Linked DNA regions of Homo sapiens: region 2 is linked to region 1. A link is a contact called in ENCODE Hi-C data. All regions are on one chromosome and are shown on one strand. Each heading gives the region's core, a stretch centred on a gene start or an enhancer-like site at or near the end of the contact. The rest is flanking DNA. Distances are from core to core; before and after follow the strand shown. Region 1 has its middle 30 kb from the start of LMO2. Region 2 overlaps ABTB2 (ankyrin repeat and BTB domain containing 2).

The links. Hi-C counts contacts between places; a loop is a spot of excess contacts on that map. Pooled maps may share reads with other maps.
Region 2: a pooled map shows a loop between it and region 1 (4-fold over the local background). The contact joins two enhancer-like sites. A Hi-C loop is called at or near these places in 2 of 37 single-sample maps with no recorded cell type and 3 of 50 pooled maps.

The regions. Positions count from the first base shown.
Region 1 is chr11:33,918,445-33,925,149 of GRCh38, forward strand. No RefSeq gene overlaps it. Among named protein-coding and RNA genes, the nearest start is that of LMO2, 30 kb to the left of the region's middle. Within about 2 kb of position 3,012, at least 3 of the 41 ENCODE cell types and tissues checked have a DNase peak (open chromatin) inside an H3K27ac peak, as active enhancers do.
Region 2 is chr11:34,230,077-34,236,085 of GRCh38, forward strand. The region is part of intron 1 of ABTB2 (ankyrin repeat and BTB domain containing 2); the gene reads right to left. Among named protein-coding and RNA genes, the nearest start is that of ABTB2, 120 kb to the right of the region's middle. RefSeq lists enhancers at 3,925-4,449, 4,126-4,455. Within about 2 kb of position 4,120, at least 13 of the 41 ENCODE cell types and tissues checked have a DNase peak (open chromatin) inside an H3K27ac peak, as active enhancers do.

The sequences.
Region 1 (6,705 bases), core at 1,762-4,261:
TAAAAAATCTTTTCTTATGAAAATTTTCAGACATGTATAAAAGAAAAGAAAATAAGACCATAAATTTCCATTTATCCATTCACAGCTTCAATAATTATTTACAGATGGCCATTCTGGTTTCACCTATACTCCCCTCCCTCACTCTTTCTCTTCCACTATAGAGCAAATTCCAGACATCATATGACTTCATCCATAAATATGTCTGTAAATGATAAAAACTCTCTTTTTTTTTTTGAGACGGAGTCTCGCACTGTCGCAGGTGCTGGTGTGTAGCAGCACAATCTCAGCTCACTGCAACCTCCGCCTCCCAGTTCAAGCGATTCTCCTGCCTCAGCCTCCCAAGTAGCTAGGATTACAGGCACCTGCCACCATGCCAAGCTAATTTTTGGTATTTTTAGTAGAGATGGGGTTTCACTATGTTGGCCAGGCTGGTCTTGAACTCCTGACCTGGTGATCCGCCCACCTCTCCCTCCCAAAGTTCTGAGATTACAGGAGTGAGCCACCGTGCCCGGCCAAGAACTCTTTTTTTAAAGATAACCACAACTGGCTGGGCACAGTGGCTCACGCCTGTAATCCCAGCACTTTGAAAGGCCGAGGCAGGTGGATCACGTGAGGTCAGGAGTTGGAGACCAGCCTGGCCAACATGACGAAACCCCATCTCTACTAAAAATACAAAAATTAGCTGGGTGTGGTGACAGGTGCCTGTAATCCCAGCTACTTGGGAGGCTAAGGCAAGAGAATCACTTGAGCCTGGGAGGCAGAGGTTGCAGTGAGCTGAAATCATGCCACTGCACTGCAGCCTGGGAAACAGAGTGAGACTCTGTCTGAAAAAAAAAAGAAAAAAAAGATAACCACAGTACTATAAATTTTTTATATCAAGATGTAGCTGCTCCTTTTTTATGGTTCTTACATAATATCTTAATTGTTTTCCTAGAATAGTAGTAATTATTATTTTCACTTAACATAGTATCATAAACATTTCCTATGTCATTAAATGTTCTTCTAAAATGTAATATTTAAGCATGCATGATATTAATAAATCAATTAATTTATGGAGCCGATCATTATTTTAGATATTTATGTTATTTCCACATTTTTAACATTAAAAAGTGCTTCAAATAAATGTCTGTGATAGACAGCTCAGTGTCTTCAAATATCCATTCTCCTCTTATTCTTTGGAATGAGACCCCAATTTTACTTGGTGTGACAAAAGATAAGCTAAAAAAATTTCATTTCCCAGCTTCTTTTGCAATGTACTGAGGCCAGGTGAATACATCAGCCAGTGAAAACTAAGTAGAAATGTAAGTGGGACCTCAAGAAAGGCTGTTCAGAGATAACTGACTCAGCCAGGAAGTGCTCTGTTTTTGCCCTCCCCTTCCTCTTTCTACTGCTGGGAATGCACGCAGAGTGGCTAGGGGTCCAGTGCCATCTTGAACCATTCAAATGGAAACCACACTTCCATTCTGCACATTCCACTTTCTTCTGCTCAAGGTGATTGAGCAAAGGAAAGAAAGAGCTTGGATCTCTGATGTCCCCAGAGTCAGGATGTTTACCCCTGGACCTCCTTTATGTGACAAAGCAATAGATCAATAGATGTCTCTCTTACTTAAGCCTCTGTTACCGGAATTTTCCTTGGTATGCAACTGAATCTACTTCTAATGGAATCTTTGCACATGTGCATGATTATTGTATGTAGCACTTCAAATTATTACCTTGTATTATAGATATTTATGTTCCTATCTCACCCGTCTTATTGATCTGTAAGTTCCTTGAGGACAGGGTATTTTTGTTTGTTTGTTTGTTTAATATTTTATCTTCTTATCCCACATAACACCTATCTAAGTTCCTGGCACAAAATATAGGTTTAAAAACATTTTTTTAAAAAAATGAATGAGCACATAAATGTGGGAATGTGTGACCTTGAGCAATTGATTTTACTTAGCCAAGACTCGGCATTCTTAATTTCAAAAGAAGGTACAAATTCCTACTACAGGTGCTTTTGAGAAAACTCAGTAACCTGTTATTGAAAGATCCATGAAAACTATACAAAATAAAGGTTTATCGTGAAGGAGGACAGGAGAGCCGAGTGATGAGAAGGTCTCGAGATTGGGAACACGCGGGTCTTCACAAGGGACAGCAGGAATGTCGTGGAGCTGGGGTAGAGTCATTGAGTGGAAGAGGAGCAGCATGAGGTTGGAGAGGGGTCTTGCAGGTGATGGTGAAGATTTTTCTTTTTGAAACAGGGTCTCACTCTATCACCCAGGCTGGAGTGCAGTGGTGTGATCTTGGCTCACTGCAGCCTCAACCTTCCAAGCTTAAGTGATCCTCCCACCTCAGCCTCCAGAGTAGCTGGGACTATAGGCACATACCAATATTCCCAGCTAATTTTTGTATTTCTTGTAGAGATGGGGTTTCACCATGTTGCCCAGGGTGGTCTTGAACTCCTGAGCTCAAGCAATCTGCCTGCCTCGGCCTCCCAAAGTGCTGGGATGACAGGCGTGAGCTACCGTGCTCAGCCTATGGTGAAGATTTCTAAATGTGATTTGTGTCTCAAAATGCATGGCCCTCACAATGTTATGAGAGGGTTACATGACAGTGCTTACCACAGTGCCTGCCATAAGATAAGCATTTAATACATGGTAATTGTCATTATTGTTGTTGTTTTTACTGACAGGGTGGTATAGTTGGAAGAGAATGGAACCAGAAGTCAGAAAAATAGGGTTCCACTCTTGGTGCTGGAAGTTTCCAATCTCACTAGCCAAGTGAAGATGTGGAAAACACAAGCCCAAGGAAGTGACTGCCAAACTTATGAAAGCCTCAGAACCGTTTGCTCAAATGGAATATTTCATGAGAAGTCAAACATGTCAAATGGATGCAAGTGGCGTGACTGTGGTAGGGGAGTGGGTGGGAGTCTTGAACACCATTGCTGCCGCTCAGCTGTCTCTTCCTTTCCACAGTGGCCCCTCAGGGGGCTTCTCAAGGCACTATTTAAAAACCGCTAGACATATGCTGAAGGCCATTAGTCATTAGGGAAATGCAAATCAAAACCACAATGATGCAGAGCACAGACGATTTTTAAGGCAGTGAAACTATTCTGTATGATACTACAATGATGGATACAAGTTATTGTATATTTGTCAAAACTCACAGAATATCCCACACCAAGACTGAACCTGAATGTAAACTATAGGCTTTGGTTGATTATGCTGTGTCAATGTAGGTTCATCAAGTGCAACAAATGTACCACTTTTGGTGCATATGTCAACAGTGGAGAGGTTGTGCATGTGTGGGGACGGGGTATTTGGGAACTCTCTGTACTTTCCACACAATTTTTATGTAAAACTAAAACTGCTCTAAAAAAATTAAGTTTACCAATTAAAAAAAGCACAATATGTTCTCTCACTCATAAGTGGGTGTTGAACAATGAGAACACATGGACACAGGGAGGGGAACATCACACACGGGGGCCTGGCGGGGCGTGGGGGGCAAGGGAAGGGAGAGCATTAGGAGAAATACCTAATGTAGATGATGGGTTGATGGGTGCAGCAAACCACCATGGCACGTGTATACCTATGTAACAAACCTGCACGTTCTGCAATGTATCCCAGAACTTAAAGTATAAAATAAAATAAAATAAAAAACTTAAAAAAGCATTAAAAAAACACACAATAAGATACCAATTCATACTCACTAGGGTAGCTATAATTAACACTTAAAAAAACAAAACAAGAAATAGAAACCAAAGAGTTAGCAAAGATGTGATGAAATTGGTTGAACCCCCCATGCATTGCTGGTGGAAATGTAAAATGGTTCAGTCACTCAGGAAAACAGATTGGCCTGGCCAGTCCTCAAACAGTTAAACATAGAATTAACATATGACCCACTCAGTCTACTAGCAGGTATATGCCCCAAAGAAGTTAAAACAGGTATTCAAACAAAACTTGTACACCAGTGTTCATAGCATCACTATTCACAATAGCCCAAAGGTAGAAACAATCTGAATGTCCATCCACAGATGAATAAACAAAATGTGGTATGTCCGTAAAATGAAATATTATTCCTCAATAAAAAGGAATAAAGTACTGATAGGTGCCACGGCATGGATGAACCTTGAAAACATTATGCTAAGTCTCACAAGCCAGAGACAAAATGTCACATACCGCATGATTCCATTTATATGAAATATCTAGAACAGGCAAATCCACAGAGACAGAAAGCAGATTAATGGTTAGCAAGAGCTAGAGGAATGAACAGACAAGGTGTAAATGTGGCATAAACAGGGGTGGGTACTGATGGTGCCATAATGGAAGGCCCTGGAAATTCACCAGACTCCATCACTGGGAGTAACGAAGACAATTATATCGCTGGAGGATTAAGTTGTGAGCTATTTCTAGTCAAATCCAAAGGGTTGGGCTCTTTGTTGCCAACAAAGGTTAAAACAAGACACCATCCAGGGATCCAAGGGATAGGGAAGGACCGGTTGAGAACTCTAGACCTGTGCTGTCTAATACGGTGGTCACTAGCCACATGTAGCCATGAAGCACTTAAGATGTGGCTAGTCTGAATTGAGATATGCTATAGTGTAAAATACACATCAGACTTTGGAGACCGAATATGAAAAAAAGAATGCAAAATAGCTCATTTACCATTTTATATTGATTGTGTACTGAAATAATATTTTAGATGTATCGAGTCAAATAAATATATGGTTAAAACTAATCCTGCCTGTTTCTTTTTACTTTTTTACTTGGCTACTAGAAGTTTTTATATTGCATGTGTAACTCACATTATATTTCTGTTGGACAGCATTGCTTACTGAATCATTGCTCCTCCAGGGCAGAGGTGGTGCTATCCAGGGGCTTTAGAGGCAGAGACCACCCAGCCTAAAGCACCATGTGGGTATTAAAGCTTCCCAAATGGTAGCTGGGAAAATGTGGGCATATCTTGTCCCAACACAGCACAACCCACAGAATCTATTAAGCAAATCAAATTTTGCTTGTGTCCTGGATACAAACACAGTTGAATCCAAAACTTAAAGTCTTTTAAAGCAACTCAATTTTCTCAAAAAGACCCTATGTCCATAAAAATAGCGTCAGTGGAGGGGTGAGTCCCCACCATGCCCCTCCCTGACCCCCTAGTATGTCTCCCAGAGTCCCAGAAAGGGTAAATGGAATAGAATTTTCAAAACACTTGAAAACAGCCAGAAAAACCATGCAATGTTTCTTCTGTGGCAGAGTAAAGATTGCGCATTTTTTAACAGGATAGAAAATAAAAACAAAGATCCATACAGCCAGTCCCTCAAACCACCATTTTAGTCATAGTCTGCCTGAGCTTTTGGCTGGGCTACAAAATGAAATAAATCCCTTTATAATCCCTCACTCTGGCTCCAAAATATATTTTCACAAGCATCAGAGCAGACCCTTTGGGCATTTCTTCCTAGAAATGCTCATCTTTACTCCAACTCTTTTTTTCTGATCATATCCTTTTACAAAATAGTGAACTGAAATGATTCTTGTGCAGGTTATATCAGATGGGGATGGGGAGAGGCGAGATGTGGGCAGTGGTGCAAACAGAAATCAGCCTCACAAGCTCAACATCACTCCCAGACTCTCCATAATCCTCCCCAGATCACACACTTTGGTTGGTTTCTCCTTCCACCAAACACACTAAATTTCCCATTTTCTGCCTAGCTACATTCTCTTGTGTTGTTTATTTAATATTTGAGTTGTTACTTAACACTTCACACCGCTTGTAGGGTCTTTGAAGAGTATGATACTTTCCCTTAACCTCCACCCCTATACCTAGCTCAGTATGACTTCACAAAACACTCAATAAAAATTTGTTGAAAATTTGTTGAATGAAGTTGAATCTGATATTTGCCAACTGCGATAAAATAGAGAAAATCAATGTCAGCTTTTCCAGCTAGAAAGAGAAACAGGACAGCTATATAAAATGATCTGTAGGAAAAATTGCATCCAACACTTTACTTTCAGCTCTCCAAAGGAGGCTGTTATAACAATGGACTATAAATACTGGGTGAATGCTGTATCTGTAAAGAAGCAATTCTAACAGTGGGCTGGAAGAGCCAAGAAAATCCAGCTTCTTCTCCCTGTGTATATACACAGGTGCGCCGTGTGGAATGAAATCCACTTAACTCGATTTTATGGACAGTGATTCATGCAAACTCAGTTCTAAACTGCTCAGCACGGCTCAGTTAAATAAATTACAGCAAGAGTAAGCCAGCCAGCAGTAAGGCAGAAGACAGAAAATAAACTTGAGGTCGAGGATTGAAATTTTAGGAGTTCTCAATATGCCAGAATCATCTTTCTTCTGGGAGTTCTGAAGGGATCTTAGAGATCCTTCAAGGTCAAGGCCCTGATTTGACATATGGGGAAACTGAGGCCCAGAGGGAGAGGATTGACTATATGTCCAAAGTCACTTGGAGAGTAACAGACAGGGTCAGGGCTGCTGGATCCCAGGTCAGAGCATTTTTCCATCTTCTCGGGATCTTGAATGTCTTGTTCACTGTCACAATGCAAGGCACACTCAAGAAACCAATGGATGACTAAATCTACTAGGCTGGGATGGCCAGAGGCAGCCTGACAGAAGAGGAAGAAAGATCTGAGAAGCTTACCCTCTAGAAAGAAATGGGAATTCCTTCTGTGGGGATGGAATGTGTAGGGATGGAAGAACACTGCTCCAAAC
Region 2 (6,009 bases), core at 2,870-5,369, 310 kb after region 1:
TCTGTTGAAGCTCCTGGGAAGCCTGTAGGTGGGAGGTGGCACACGCACTCAGCACTCGCATATGCATGCGCAAACACACCCTACCTCTTTACAGTTCCCTGTGATGACTGCTGTGATCAGAGCAGGGGGACCGGTGACCTTGGTGACACCATAGTCCTTGCCTGCACTAACATCCACATCTCTATCAAAGGGGGAGTGTTGCATTTTGAAGCTAAGAAGTTCCCAAACCACGTTAAGTGGCAGTCAGCTCAGTGAGGGAGAATTTGAGGGTTGTACCTGGGTTTGAATGAGGGGTTAGTCACTTACCCAGACAAGTCCTCAGCCTTTCTGCAGTAAGACGGGGCCAACAATACCTAAAATAACTTTCGGGGAGCCCTGAGGGTTGAGTGAGAACCTAGGGCAGTGCCTGGAACACAGGATGGACTCAAAAATGGTACCTGGAACAAGGACATGGACGGGGAAGGCTCTGGTAAGTTGACGATGGGGAGAGTTGCCCCCTTACAGTCCCTAAATGCTGATGGCCCCTTCCTAAAGCATCTGTGGTCATTTATTTGACTGTTTATAATACCCTCCCACCAGACAGATGCCACAGGACCTTCCATGGTGTCTGCCTGAAGTTGTTGATATGACAAGAGGCTTACAGTGCCTCTTCCAGTCCTTTTCCTCTTATTTCCATCATGAAATCTCAGTATGATCTGCAAATTCTTTACCTAGTTTCCGAAAACCTTCTTTCAAAAGGAATGTCCCAGACACTCCAGTAGCAAGGAGTATATCCAGTGCCCAGATTCTGGTTTCTCTTTTTCTTTTTCTTTTTTGTAGAGACAGGGTCTTACTTTGTTGCCTATGCTGGTCTTGAACTCCTGGCTTCAGGCAATCCTCCCGCCTTGGCCTCCCAAAGTGCTGGGGTTACAGGCATGAGCCACCGCACACAGCAGATCCTAGATTCTAATAGCATTCTTCAATAAAAGGAACCAGAGCTCCTTCGAGAAATTGACTGATTTTAGGAACAGGGCATGGAAAACAGAAAATGAGCTTGGAGCATCTTGTGGTACCAGAAAGTAAGAGTGCTCAAAGAATCCTAAAATGATGAGATGGGAGCCAACCGAAAGCGCTCTCAACGGGCAAAGCCGGAACAATTTGCATAACAAAATAAATAACACAATATTGCATAATGACCCAAAGTATAAAATAAATACCCATATATGCATGCTTACTGATTGAAAAAATAACTAGGGGAGAATAAACCAATCAATCTTCCAATTAATCTATGCATTAATAGATACCACCCTCCCCCAGGAGGTAGAGCATAACTTCCCATCCCTTAGCTATGGAATGCACACAGTGACTTCACTCTAAAGACTACAGAGTGGACGTGGCCTGAGGGGCGGGAGTGGGGAATAATACTTGACAGTAGAGAAACCAGACAAACATTATCGGGTGGTCAAGGTTAACATCATCAGTGACAAGTCATGTTGATAGTGTGTATTCTTCTTATTCTTGTTTTTTTCTCCTGAGACGAAGTTTCACTCAGTCGCCCAGGCTGGAGTGCAATGGCGCAATCTCAGTTCACTGCAAACTCCGCCTCCTGGGTTCAAGCGATTCTCCTGCCTCAGCCTCCCAAGTAGCTGGGATTACAGGCGCATGCCACCATGCCCAGCTAATTTTTTGTATTTTTAGTAGAGATGGGGTGAGCCCCGCACCCGGCCGATAGTGTGTATTCTTGATATGATGAGTATGACACTTTACCTCTGTGGACTTCCCCGCAAAAAACCCTATAACCCCACACTAGTCATGAGAAAAACTTTAGACTGAAAGATATTCTGTAAAATATCTGATCAGCTCTCCTCTAAACTGTCAAGCTCACCAAGAACAAAGAAAGTCTTGTCACAGCCAAGAAGAATCTAAGGACATATAACAACTAAATATGGCATGGGTTCCTGAGACAGAAAAAGGACATTAGGTAAAAACTAAGGAAATCCTAAAGAAGTATGAACTTTAGTTAATAATGTTAATAGGGGAAACGGTGTGGGGTATCTGGAAACTTTCTGTAATACTCTTGCGACTTTCATGTAAATCTAAAATTGTTCTTATGCTGGGAGTGGTGGCTCATGCCTGTAATCCCAGCACTTGGGGAGGCCTAGGTGGGTGGATCATTTGAGGTCAGGAGTTCAAGACCAGCCTGGCCAACATGGTGAAACCCCATCTCTACTAAAAATACAAAAAATTAGCAGGGCATAGTGGTGCACGCCTGTAGCGCCAGCTACTTGGGAGGCAGAGGCATGAGAAGCACTTGAACCTGGGAAGCGGAGGCTGCAGTGAGCTGAGATCGCGCCACTGCACTCCAGCCTGGGCAATAGAGGGAGACTCTGTCTCAAAAAAAAAAAAAAAAATTGTTCTTAAATGAGACATTTAAATCCTAGAGAAAAGGAATATCCCAGAAGCACCATCACGAGGCCTAACCTAATCCCCAGCAAGGGACCTCTCGAGACCTTCTGAAGCCCCACCACAATCTGTAGCCTTCTCTCACAGACCACTTAGTATCTACTCATTTACATATCCATTTGTTTGCAAAGTATTTATCGAGCCCTTGGCCTTGGGTGCAGGGTGGTGGTTGGTCAGGGGGCATGGTGGCTCCCACTTGTAATCTCAGAACTTTGGGAGACCAAGGTGGGAGGATCACTGAGACCAGTTTGGGCAACATAGTGGGACTCTGTCTCTTAAAAAAAAATACATAATAATAAATAAAATTAGCCAGGCGTAATGGTCCCAGCTTCTTGGGAAGCTGAGGTGGGAGGATCTCTTGAGCCTGTGAGGTCAGGGCTGCAGTGAGCCATAATCACACCACTGCACTCCAGCCTGGGTGACAGAAGGAGACTCTGTCTCAAAAAACCCCCTAACCTCCCCCCAAAACCCCAAATGCCCCGCAAAACATATACTACCCCCTCCATCATGCTGGGAGCCACTGAAGGGAGACACCCTGTCATAGTGGTTTGGTCCTCCAGTGGCTAGGGAGGTAGCTGTTTGCTAAGTGAATGTTAAGTCCATCCCAGTCGCTTCCTGCTAACAGTCCACCACGGGAAGTTAGGCATTTAATAATGAGGACACAATTAGGACACCTGGGCTTGGTGCATGAGGATTTTTCTTTTTATTTTTTTGAAGACAAAGCAAAACAAAAAAACAACCCTTTCTTTTTGAGACAGGGTCTTGCTCTATTACCCAGGCAGAAGGGAAATGGCATGATCATGGCTCACTGCAGCTTTTTTTTTTTTTGAGACAGAGCCTCCTTGTTGCCCAGGCTGAAGTGCAGTGGTGTGACCTTGGCTCACTGCAGCCTCCGCCTCCCAGGTCACTGCAGCGTTAAACTCCTGGGCTCAAGCAATCCTCCTGCCTCAGCCTCCCAATTAGCTGGGACCACAGGGGTACACCACCACACCCAGCTAAGTTTCTAAAAATGTTTTGTAGAGACAAGGTCTCACCATGTTGCTCAGGCTGGTCTTGAAATCCTGGGCTCAAGCAATCTGCCTTGGCCTTGCAAAGTGCTGGGATTATAGGCATGAACCACTGTACCTGGCCCACCTTTTTTTTTTTTATTATAAAGGTAATTATGATTATTTTTTAAAAATCAGAAAGGAATAATGAATAAAGTTTCTTTTAATACTACCTCCCAGAGATAACTATTATTAATATATTATAATTTTTCTTCAAATAGGCTTTTAGTACAAATAGTACATGTACAAATACATGTACTAACCTATCAATTTTTTAAAATCACAAACCGAATTTGAGAAACAGGAACATAATGAAATTATTTTTCACCTAATGCTGAATCCTGTATTTTGTGGACATCTTTTCAGGTCAGTGTGTTTGGATATATATTTCTTTTTAAGACCTACACAGTTTCCAGGGTCATCGCTCCCTCAAATTTGAATTGTCAGCTTGATCCCTCTCAGAAGACTAGAGAAACCATACATCCCAGGGCACCTGAAGCAGGGCCAAGCTGGGCTGCAGGTATTTTCCACAGTGCTCTGGCAAGGCCTTCTCCGTGGCTCAGTTAGGGGGTTTCCCTTCTCCCCTCCCCTCCCCTGTTGGGGTGGGGGCAAGGGTAAGAGCGTCTCCCTGGAGGAGGTGCCTAAAGCAGGCTGTGAGTCACTCAGATGAGCTTCCGGGTGAAGTCATGCTGAGAAGCTATTTGCAGACACCTTACTCAAGGAGGCCTAAGGAAAGCATGGGGGGATGCCATCTCAAGCGAGAAATGGAGAACTTTTAGATTCTCCCCTCCCTGGCCTTTCTAGAGCAGAGGCTGTAACCGGAATATCAGAGACACAGTAAATTACCTGGGATTTCCCCATCAGGGAGATTCCTGGGTTACTCTCACTGATAACAAGACTAACTACTCACACCCAGGGTCCCAGGGTGAGGCTGGGCAAGGGAGGCACCAGGGCTGGTTCCACTGCTCAGAGGAGAAATGCAATTCTCTCCTGTGCCTCAAAGTCCAGCATTGTGAGAACACCTCGGATGCCAGCTCTGGCTCCGCCTCTCACAAAACCTAGGTAAAGTGCTTTGTGCGGAATCTTTTCCTTATGAAAAGGCAGGGCTACCAGGCAGTGCCAAGCCCTGGGACAGTCAGGTAACTAATTGCCTATTGCGACTCCCAGCTTACAGGGTAATGCTACCTGCTCCTGCTTAACCTCAGAGACTGGGAATCCCAGTTCTGCCACAGAAGAGGGCCCTTTTAGTTTCCCTGAAGCACTTATACAGAGATTATTGTGTTTATTTTATTTATTTATTTATTTATTTTTGAGACAGAGTCTCGCTCCTTCGCCCAGGCTGGAGTGCAGTGGCGCTATCTTGGCTCACTGCAAGCTCTGCCTCCTGGGTTCACGCCATTCTCCTGCCTCAGCCTCCCAAGTAGCTAGGACTATAGGCGCCCGCCACGGCGCCTGGCTAATTTTTTTTTTGTATTTTTAGTAGAGATGGGGTTTCACCGTGTTAGCCAGGATGGTCTCGATCTCCTGACCTTGTGATCCGCCTGCCTTAGCCACCCAAAGTGCTGGGATTACAGGCGTGAGCCACCGTGCCCGGCCGAGATTATTGTGTTTATTAATTTGCTTACTTGCTCAGTATCTGGTGCCCCTACTCCCTCTAAAATGCAAGCTCTGCATAGCAGGGATTGCCTGAAAAATGTCAGCCACATAGATGCTCAAGACATTTCTAGAAAAGAAATGAATGCCATCAGCCAAATATCTGACCATGACCCGGGGTAAGTACTTAACCTCTAGACCTCAGTTTCTTCATCTGTAAAGCGGATATGGTTTCTTCTCTGTAGTGGTTATGAACATATCGCATAAAGCACTAAACCCAATGCCTGACACATAGCAAGAGTTCAATAAAAGGGCTCTCTCTGTTATCCTCAGAGATGACAAGGATCTTGAACCCCACAATAAACTGCTACATCTCCAATACTGAATGAATTAGCCTCTGTTCAATAAGCCCCACAGGAAGGGGAGCGGGGGAGGTCAAAAGGAATTGGTGCCTGTGATCCCACCTTCCTAAGAGGATTTGCCTATCAGAGCCATCCAGGACCTGATTGGGGATCTCCTTCTGGCTTTTAAGCCACAAGCCATGAATACTGCTGACACCACTCCTATGAAGTAGCAACAAGTGATCCATCGCTAATTGCACTTTGCAGAGCTTTTTCTGATCCATGCTAGAGGCATTAATTAGCTGCAGGAGGTCAGCGCTAGCTAAGTGAACACTCTTTGTGCCCCAGGTAAGGAGACCAAGCTGAGAAGGCAGAGCAGAGCCTGTTCCTCCTTGAAACAAACTTTCAGGCAGCAAAGCCCTAAACAGAGACAGCTGTGTGGTCTGGGCAAGCACAGCGCCTAGCTTCCCTGCTGCCCACACTCAGAAGCAGGCTGAGCGCCAGACGGGGAGAGATGCTGCTGGGTTCTGGGGTGGACAGACATCGTGGACATCGGGTGCAGGCTGGTGGGTACACCCCTGCAAGGA